Regions from separate parts of the Homo sapiens genome. Here region 2 is linked to region 1. A link is a loop called in an ENCODE intact Hi-C map of the cell type or tissue named here. Cell type or tissue: heart left ventricle. All regions are shown on one strand. Links, peaks and the distances in the headings refer to the core of each region. The heading gives the core; the rest is flanking DNA. Region 1 has its middle 62 kb from the start of LINC02122. Region 2 overlaps LINC02122 (long intergenic non-protein coding RNA 2122).

Region 1 (4,403 bases), core at 314-4,313:
CCTGGGAGACAGAGGTTGCAGTGAGCCGAGATGGTGCCACCGCACTCCAGCCTGGGTGATGGAGCAAGACTCTATCTCAATTTTTAAAAATAAATAAATAAGAATAGCTAGGATCCAAGAACCTTGTATGCTCAGAGTCCATTTCTGTTCACTTCTTAGCAACTCCCAAGCAATGGGACTATCAACTTCATGGCTCTTCAGAAATGCAGAGCTTTGGTATTTCCACAGAATACTGAACATAATATTGAAAATGGCTCAATGTCACTAGAAACAAATGGCCCTTTGCCTGCAACTTAAAGTTGAGGACAACATGGCATCTGAGAGGCTACAGAATTCAAATTCTAGCCATGATTTTCCTTCATCTCCAGATTTTGGTATCTAACTGCCAAGCCCACCTCTTTATGTACATGTCTCATGGCATCTGACACATAACATTTGATTCCACCCCCAATATTGCTTTTACCTTCCCAACCTTGGCAATAGCACTATAATCTTCCAAAAATCAAGAAATTATTCTCAAGTTCTATTTCTCAGCCCCTGCTCACCCAGCCCTATCCTACATCCAGTTAATGAGTGAAGCCTATGGATTAAAACAACAACAACAACAACAACAACATATATCCTGAGTCTGAATCAGATAATGACTCCCCCTGCTTGAGATCTATCAGGGCCTTGTTGTGCTCTTAGAGAAGAATACCAGCTTCCCACAGTGGTTTCAAGGCCTGATATGATCCATTTCCTGTTGAAGGTTTTATTCCCCTCTCCCCATGATTACTTTCATCATTCCTTAAAGCAAAACTTTCCAAATACAGCACTGAACGAGATGGAAAGGAACAATAGCTTCCCAGCCTAGTATAGTCCTTATTTACCGTTGATAACTTCCTTATAAAACAATGAGGAACAAACTCTCAGAACAGGGGGACTATGCCAATGAGAGTTCAGATGCTGCAATTTTAGATTATTCCCCAGCTTTCTGCTTTGTAAATTTGTAAATTTAAAACAGTGTTTTGTAAATTTGTAAATTTAAAACAGTGTTTTGTAAATTTAAAAATAAGCACAGACCACAACTGGTGATACACCTTTCTTTATGAATGAAACAGGGACCATCCCTTCATTTTATGAGATATTTTTGGAATATTTTCACAACCAACCAATCAACCAATGAATATTTGATATGTGCCTACTATATGCAGGATATTTTGTGCAAGAATTTTAAGACGTGGCCACTGCCTTTTGAGGTTATTACAATTTAGGTGAAAGACACAGATATCCATAGAAAGTTAATAAAAAGCAATATAGAATTAATAACGTATCATTTTGTAGGCAATGACCTAAAGCACTTGAACTCCTAAGGGTCCCTCCAAGTCCATGATTTGCTGCTCTGTTTTAGACAGTGAATGAGTGATATAGATTTGTGTGCCTCAATCTTTAAAGTGCAAAGAATGCCTGTTAAGATATAGATTCAGATTTAATGGGTCTAAGTGGGGTCCTAGTACTTATAGTTCCAAGAGATTCCCAGGTGATGGCAATGCTGTTGGGATGAGGACCACACTTTGCATTGCAACAGGATAGAAAAATGCTACTTAAAGTACGGTCACCAAATTCCCAGGCCCCTCTCCAGACCCCACTGAATCTGAATCCATGGGCTTGGGCTCATGAATGGTGTTTTAACAAATTCTCCAGGTAATTTTTACACATTCTAAAGACTGAGAAGCACTAATACAGAGATTAAGTGCTGTGAGGGCCAGATGCATTGAGTTCTGGATACATGTACTTTTCCCCAGCAAATAGTCCCCAGGGTGACATCAGGTCTTGGCCTTTTTCAGGGACTGTCAATTCAGTACCAAGTGGCCTGGCTCGACTCTTCCAGCATAAGCAGCCAGAAGACTGGCCAGGAGCTGTAACTAGAGACTAACACACCCCAACATGTTTTTAGGAACAGATTGGATCATGCCAGAAAGGAACCGTGATTTAGCCAGATTAATGGCTATTCTTATTGTAATACTCATGAAGAACAGAGACTTTGTAATGGGTTTAGCAGATGTGGACATCTTAATGCCAGAGAGTCTCCCGGCCTAAAAGGGAATTGCAATCATCCAATATGTTTTCCCATCCTCTGGCCTGAGATTGAGTTGTCACAGGCTCCCAGACACTGCTCCAGGCACCCCAGATGGTACTGGCTGACACACTCAGAGCATGTCATTATGAATACATGCAAACCACATGAGGGTCACTAGCTTCTGGATTAAATGCATGGTACTAGCTCTACTCTCAAGGTCCCTAGGACACTGCTGGGAAAAGGAGGGGTAAGTGGGACCCCAGGTGCTGGGAGGTGTTGGGAAATTGAGGACCCGTGGGAAACCCTTAGGGAGAGGAAGCCAAGCAGACATTGGAGGATTCCTCTAATAATGAGTTAAATGTGACAGAAAATATATTCAAGTTCTGGCACTTTCTTCCTCTTTCTCTTTTAATTTCAATACTGTTTGACTATTTGGCTTAGGAAGCATATTTTTGGGATCAGGGTAGTACCACTAACTTTTCATTCTATCAGATAATTTAAAAATGATTTTATTTAGTTATTTTGCCAGTAGCATAATGACTTTGTCCAGCTAGCAATAAAACAAAGGCAAATGCTAACTTGGAATTGACAAATTCCTTGGATAATCAGTTTTCTTTATTTCACAAATCTAAGAACTTTATTAATCAAGACTTGTCACTGACTCTGGTTTTAGAAGTTGAGCCCACCGGAATCCAGTTCTAAAAGATAGAAAATCAGTATGTCTGCCCCAGGCCAGCATTATCCTGATGCCTTGCATTGAAGAGAAGCCCTTTCTGTTGTTCCCAAACTCAAAACACAATCAAAAACAACAAACAAAAAGAAAAAGAAACCAAAAGCCCCCACCAACGTGATTTCAGTGGAGTCAGAAGACTTTGTTCTCACCATTTCCTCTTCTACTTACTGGCTGGCTGTGAATCCTACAGTGGGAGCTTCATTCTGAAGCTCTGAATTCCAGCAAGACACAAATGGCAGTTAAGATGGGCAACACTTTTAAATGTGCCCATTTAAATGTCCCAAAAAGTGAAGCATTTTGCCAGGAAAAGGGAGAACTCACAAAGGCCCTGGGAGCCCACAGTGGGTGCACCATTAGAGAAAATAGGGCACAGAAGTCTTGAGACAGTTTTTCTATTTCCAGCCTGTTGCTGGGAAGATGTATTAGGAAAGTTGATGTCTCATAAGAGTGAAGTTTCTCCATCTGACAGATCATGATCATTCTTACCCTACATCTTATCATTTCCTCCAAGGCTACTGAGAGAATAGAATGAAATGATAGTTTGAAATGATTTTGAAAATCTGAGAGTCTTCTACAAATATGAACTATTGCTTTCTAAGGCAATTTCCTGGTCTTGTATAAAGTAGAGCTGACCTTCCAGGGATACCGGGTACCAACAAATACACTGGAAGTGAGCTGAAATTCTTTTAAAAAGAAGAGTGATTTTTAGCAAGGCATGGTGGTGTGCCCCTGTAGTCCCAGCTACTCCAGAGGCTAAAGAGGGAGAATTACTTAAACCCAGGAGTTTGAGGCTGCAGTGAGCTATGATTTCACCACTGCACTCTAGCCTGGGCATCAGAGCAAGAACCCATCTCTAATAAAAATAAATAAATAAATAAATAGAAGAGTTGTCTATAAACAGTGCATGCATTTTTAGGAAGTCTCATCTTTTTTATGATACAAGAAAACAGTGATGAAACTGCTAGACAGTGATCCAGGAAGTTTAGTGACTGTGTATGTTTGCAGTATCAGATGCTTAAGATAGGAGACACTTTATGGCTCAACCATAGAAACCCAACCTCTTGAGTTATTTTGATTTATTTGAACCTTCACTTTTATGCTCTCTGAACTAGCTAACCTTTCCAGAACTTCACTACATGCAAAAAGATTCTGTTTTAAATTGTTCATTAAATTATTTCAGGTGTTAGAGTCAGAGGGCGACAGCCTTGGAAATAATAAAGATTAGAAAGAAAAGTCTTTGAATATGTCAGTCATTGATCCCCAGAGTTTGTGAAGATGAATTTATTAGACTCCAAATCCCCCCAATCAGGCCGTGGATTATCTGGACAATCAGAGGACCGGGGATGAATAGTACAAGAAGCATGTCTAACAGAAAGATGTTTCCACCTGGAAAAATGGCTCAGTTCCAACCCTATTCCTTGTGGACTTATTAATTGGATTTGTTCTTGCAGTTAAGGCAAATCAGCATATATTCTAGTTAGTGGTTCCAGGCACTGCAAAATTGGAATTCTGCTCAAGGAAAGGTGGCCAAGAAATAAAGGCACTTTCTCAAGAGGTTTAGTCCTAATGGACTGAAAGAATATTTACATGTTAAACAGAGCCAGAAAGGAA
Region 2 (4,403 bases), core at 111-4,110, 110 kb after region 1:
TTTTAAATGTGAATAATCCCAATATTTGTTATCTTACCAGAAAGGAGGATTCTTGAACCTGAGGCGGGCTCATTTTACACCGCCTTTACATTCCTCAGCCCTGGCAGGATGACAGCCACCTTGGTTTTAAAATGGTAAAATATAAATACTGTGACTGGACTTCAAAGAATTGCTTCTCTCTAATACACACTCACACAAACACAAATATGTATAATATACACAATCTATATACAATTATAGATAATATACTTACACAAGTTTATGTGCATACATTATACAGAGAGAGGGATAGAGAGTGGGGATTGTGAAACAGGAGTAAGACTCTAATCCACCATCTAACCCCCAAGCCAGACCTTTGTTTTAGCACATATTTGTGTACAGTTCCTCCTCATTACTCAGATTCTGTATTTGCAAATTCACTTACTAGCTAAAATATATTTGTAACACCTAAATCAATACAGCACATTTGCAGTCATTTGCAGACATGCACAAAGTGATGAAAAATTTGAGTCACTCACTGGTTTCCAGTGAGGCTCCCATTCCCAGTTGCGTTCAAAAAAGGGGATGCTCTGGCTTCTTGTTTCAGCTCCTATGAAGAGTGGATGAGGATAGAGATCGGGAGCAGTGCAGTGCTGTGTAAGAGGGCTTCAATTCTGGGGCAGATGCATGGTGCGCACCTGTTAGTGGGGGCCTCAGATAACTCACTTACTTCTGAACCTCATCTTCTTTTTTGTAAAATAAGGAAAATAGAACCTACCAGGAAGAGCTGTTTTTAAGATTTAAGATTATAATCTATGTGAGATATATGCGAGCACGTATAGTCATCCCTCGTTCCCCGTATCCATGGAGGATTGCTTCCAGGACTTCCCCACAGATGACTAAGTCCCTGGTATAAAAGTGGTGTGGTTACATATAACCTATGCATGTGCTTTTATATACTTTAAATCATCTCTAGGTTACTTATAATACCTAATACAACACAAGTGCTATGTAAATAGTTGTATTTTAAAATATGTACTTTTATGTTGTATTTTTTACTTTTTAAAAATATTTTCAGTCCTCAGTTGGTTGAATCTGTAGATTGTACAACCTGGGGATGTGGAACTCATGGATACAGAGGGCCAACTCTGTGCGTTTATAAATATAGACAGAGATATAGTTGTAGATTTCAGTATTTTGCTAATTCAGTGTTTGCAGCAACTTCATAGAATATAACCACTACAAATAATGAGAATCTACTGTATCTTTAAGTAAGATATTATTTAAGTTGTTTGATTTAGGCTTAGGAAAATGGCATCATACTGTATGAAATCTTGTAAAAAAATTTTTCCCACAGTATTATTTGTGAGATTCTACATAATGTGCATAGTCCTAACTCATTCATTTTTCATGCTGTATAGTACTCCAGTGTCACAATGTATTCACAGACTTGCTTATTAATGGCCTTTGAACTGTTCAGATAGTATTTTTGGTCTTAGTGTGTTAAATGACCATTCTTGTAGATGTGCCAGGAGTTACCTAAGGGATATGTCCGGCAATAGAGTTATGGGTTAGTTAATAATGCCAAATCATTTCCCGGTGTTGTAGAACCAATGCATACACATGCTCCAGAGCAGATAAGAAATTCCTTTGTCTGTATCCTCATCAGCACTAGATATTATCAAACTTCCCAATTGTTTCCCAATCTCTTAGATGCAAAATAGGATCTCATTTGGGTTTTAATTTGCATTTCCTGCCTACTAATCAGTTATATATACATTTTTCAAGTATATGTTAATCACTTGCATTTCCTTTACCCTAAGGTGTCTATTTCTGTCATTTACCCAGATTTTTTCCTGGGCTATATTTCTCTCATTGATTTCCTACCTTTATCCTTTATTCTCGATACTAAACTCTTGTTGGTTTATGTATTGGAAATCTCTTTTCTAAGTTTGGAGTTTATCTCTCTGCTTTCTTTATGATAACATTAGATAAACAGAAGTTTCTAACTTTAGTCTTATTCTTTATTTCAATGGTCCCAGCACTTTATTAGGTTTCCCATTCTGCCCATTCTGTGTAATTACAACACAGAAATGCCAACACAGGCCAAGACTCATACCTCCAAGGTACTCCCCAGGAACTTACTGGAAGGCAGCCCTCTGGTGGAGAGGCCATCACAGTCTCTACTGCTCAGAGAGAAGAAAAACTTACTTGACCTAACTTACCAGAATGACTGAAAAATATACTTCAGAAAAATTTTTTCAATCAGATTAGCAAACCCAGTTGTGTAGCTACCTTTAATTACCCCCAAACCATCCTGTTCCTTAGCTGATTTAGCTTCCTGGAATGGCTTTCTCATTCAGCATTGCCCCTGCCACTCTTTATGTTGCCTTTCTGCCCACTCCATCAAATCCATTTTCTCGGGGCTTTACTGACAAGGAATAAACTGATGACTGTAGCTCTTTTCACTTTTTAAAGTTTCCCTTAGCCTGTCAACATTAAGTTTCCCAGTTCTGAGGGAAAAAGCAACATTCTTCACACTTATGTAATCCTAATTTCCAGTAATTCTTCACGTGGGTGTGTTTTTTAAAAAAGATTATTTTAAGTGCCGACTTAAGATTTTCCTAGAATTTATAAGCAAGCTGCGCTATAATATAAAAAAGGAGCTGGGAAGTTTAGCAGGCCAGAGGGAGAGTTTCCTTAAAAAACAAACAAACCAAAAGCCCCTCACATGTGATTACCTCTTCCCTTTTGCAGTGTGACTTGCTGAGGCAAGTGTGAACCCAGCTTAAGACCGTTCCTACCACATGACACCTCAAGAGCTTCTATCTACCATCTACACAGAGGTGGGCAGATGAATGTTCCCCTTAACCTGAGAAAGTCCCTCCGGGTTTCTAGACTGCATGGGTTCGAGAACAGCTTGGCACATAGTACCAGAGATGCTGAGAAAGGGGAAAAAGTGGCTCAAAAAACCAGTTCATCATCTCACAGTAAACCCCCATCTGAGGGGATGCTTCTCTTCAGCCTGTCTGGGAGGTAGTGTTTATAGAGGCACAGCTCATGTTTTCCAGAAGAATAGAACTTCCCTTGTCCTCCAATATTCTCTCCCTCTGGAAACTTATTTATGGTCTGATGTGTTGAAACAATAAACATGGGTGCACGGCTGGGGGCATGGGGGAAGGAGGGGTGTAGGATAGGAAAGGGGTTTCCCAGCTTTGTGTGAGAAGTGAAAAGGAGGTGGCAGCTTTCACAGACCAATTCGAGCCCTTTTCTTCCTGCCAGAGTGCAACTGCCAGCTGAGGCCCGACACCTTTTTTTATTGTGTGAAGACAGGAAAGAGATCTCTCAATTATCTTCAAATTAACTGCCTCTTGCCATTATCTGCTCCCTGAGGACCAATCAGAGCGTGTGTTTGAAAAAACTGGGAGTCAGCCTACCACTTCATCCACTCTCTGGGACCCCTTCCTGCCTACCCCCTCCCACACGCCCAGCCAAAATCATCTGTGCTGCCATTTCTCATGACAAACTTTAATGCTTTAATTAGGAGGCATCTGCGTGTCCACTCTTCACAAACACCATATGGTGCTCAGTACGAAATATGTTTCATTTTCATGAAGGCAAAGCCTTAGGAAAGGGTAGCGTTTTGAATATCAATTGTTGTTTCCACATTGGGTGAAGAATAAATTTGCTGTGCTTTAAAAGAGACAACAGTGTTGAAAAAAATGAAGGGGTTTGTTCTCTACCTGGCAAAACTTGGAGGAAAAATGTCTTATGTTGGAACAAAGCAGAATTTTACTTTTAAGGCTCAGAAATTCAGAGCCTTTTAGAAGTGCGTTGCAAGAATCTTCTAAACATTCCAAGGATTTAAGATAAGAGATGTGCTGAACTAAAGTTTCAGATTTTAAGCAGAATGGTAAAATAGCCATCTCTTTCACAATGAATCGTTAGAAAATGTGGGACCCAGTCTTAGAATGCTGAAAAGGCACCCACTTAGCAAAGCATTCTGCCTATACTTAGGAGAATGGCTTTTCAAGGGCATACTTTACAGGGAAAATTAACTACTTTGCTTCTTTGACAGCCATCGACTGACTTGAGAAATATGGCCCAATGGGATATAGTCTTTGGATTTGTTTTCTTTTCAAATATTGCATCCTTGAAATAACAAATCTAAGTTTTTCAAAGTTCACATTTTTTTTCTAAAATTCAAGGGCTTCAACGAGGCCAAGTTTCAGAATCTTTTCTCCAGTGAGGAACAGGGGGAGATACAGGCCAAATTCCAACATGGGCCTTTTCCTGCTTTTATGCAAATCACTCAACATGCAAATGATTAAATAATTAAACCATTATGCTGTTTAAATAAGCCATGTATATTTTCTTCATTGCTCAGACCAGCTACCATTCTTTTGTTGGAGCAATAGGAAAGG

The links. Peaks named below come from ENCODE experiments on the same cell type or tissue, not always from the same donor. Only the 100,000 strongest peaks of a DNase experiment are listed, where the experiment ranks them.
Region 2: it touches region 1 in a loop (2.0-fold over the local background); 4 of 110 quality-filtered maps call a loop at or near these places.

The regions. Positions count from the first base shown.
Region 1 is chr5:74,162,597-74,166,999 of GRCh38, reverse strand. No RefSeq gene overlaps it. Among named protein-coding and RNA genes, the nearest start is that of LINC02122, 62 kb to the right of the region's middle. In heart left ventricle, for the core only: no CTCF peak of the experiment used is centred there; no DNase peak of the experiment used is centred there; H3K27ac peaks cover 822 bases.
Region 2 is chr5:74,054,687-74,059,089 of GRCh38, reverse strand. All of the region lies in intron 2 of LINC02122 (long intergenic non-protein coding RNA 2122), which reads left to right. Among named protein-coding and RNA genes, the nearest start is that of LINC02122, 46 kb to the left of the region's middle. In heart left ventricle, for the core only: a CTCF peak has its summit at 2,139 (motif pointing left); no DNase peak of the experiment used is centred there; H3K27ac peaks cover 436 bases.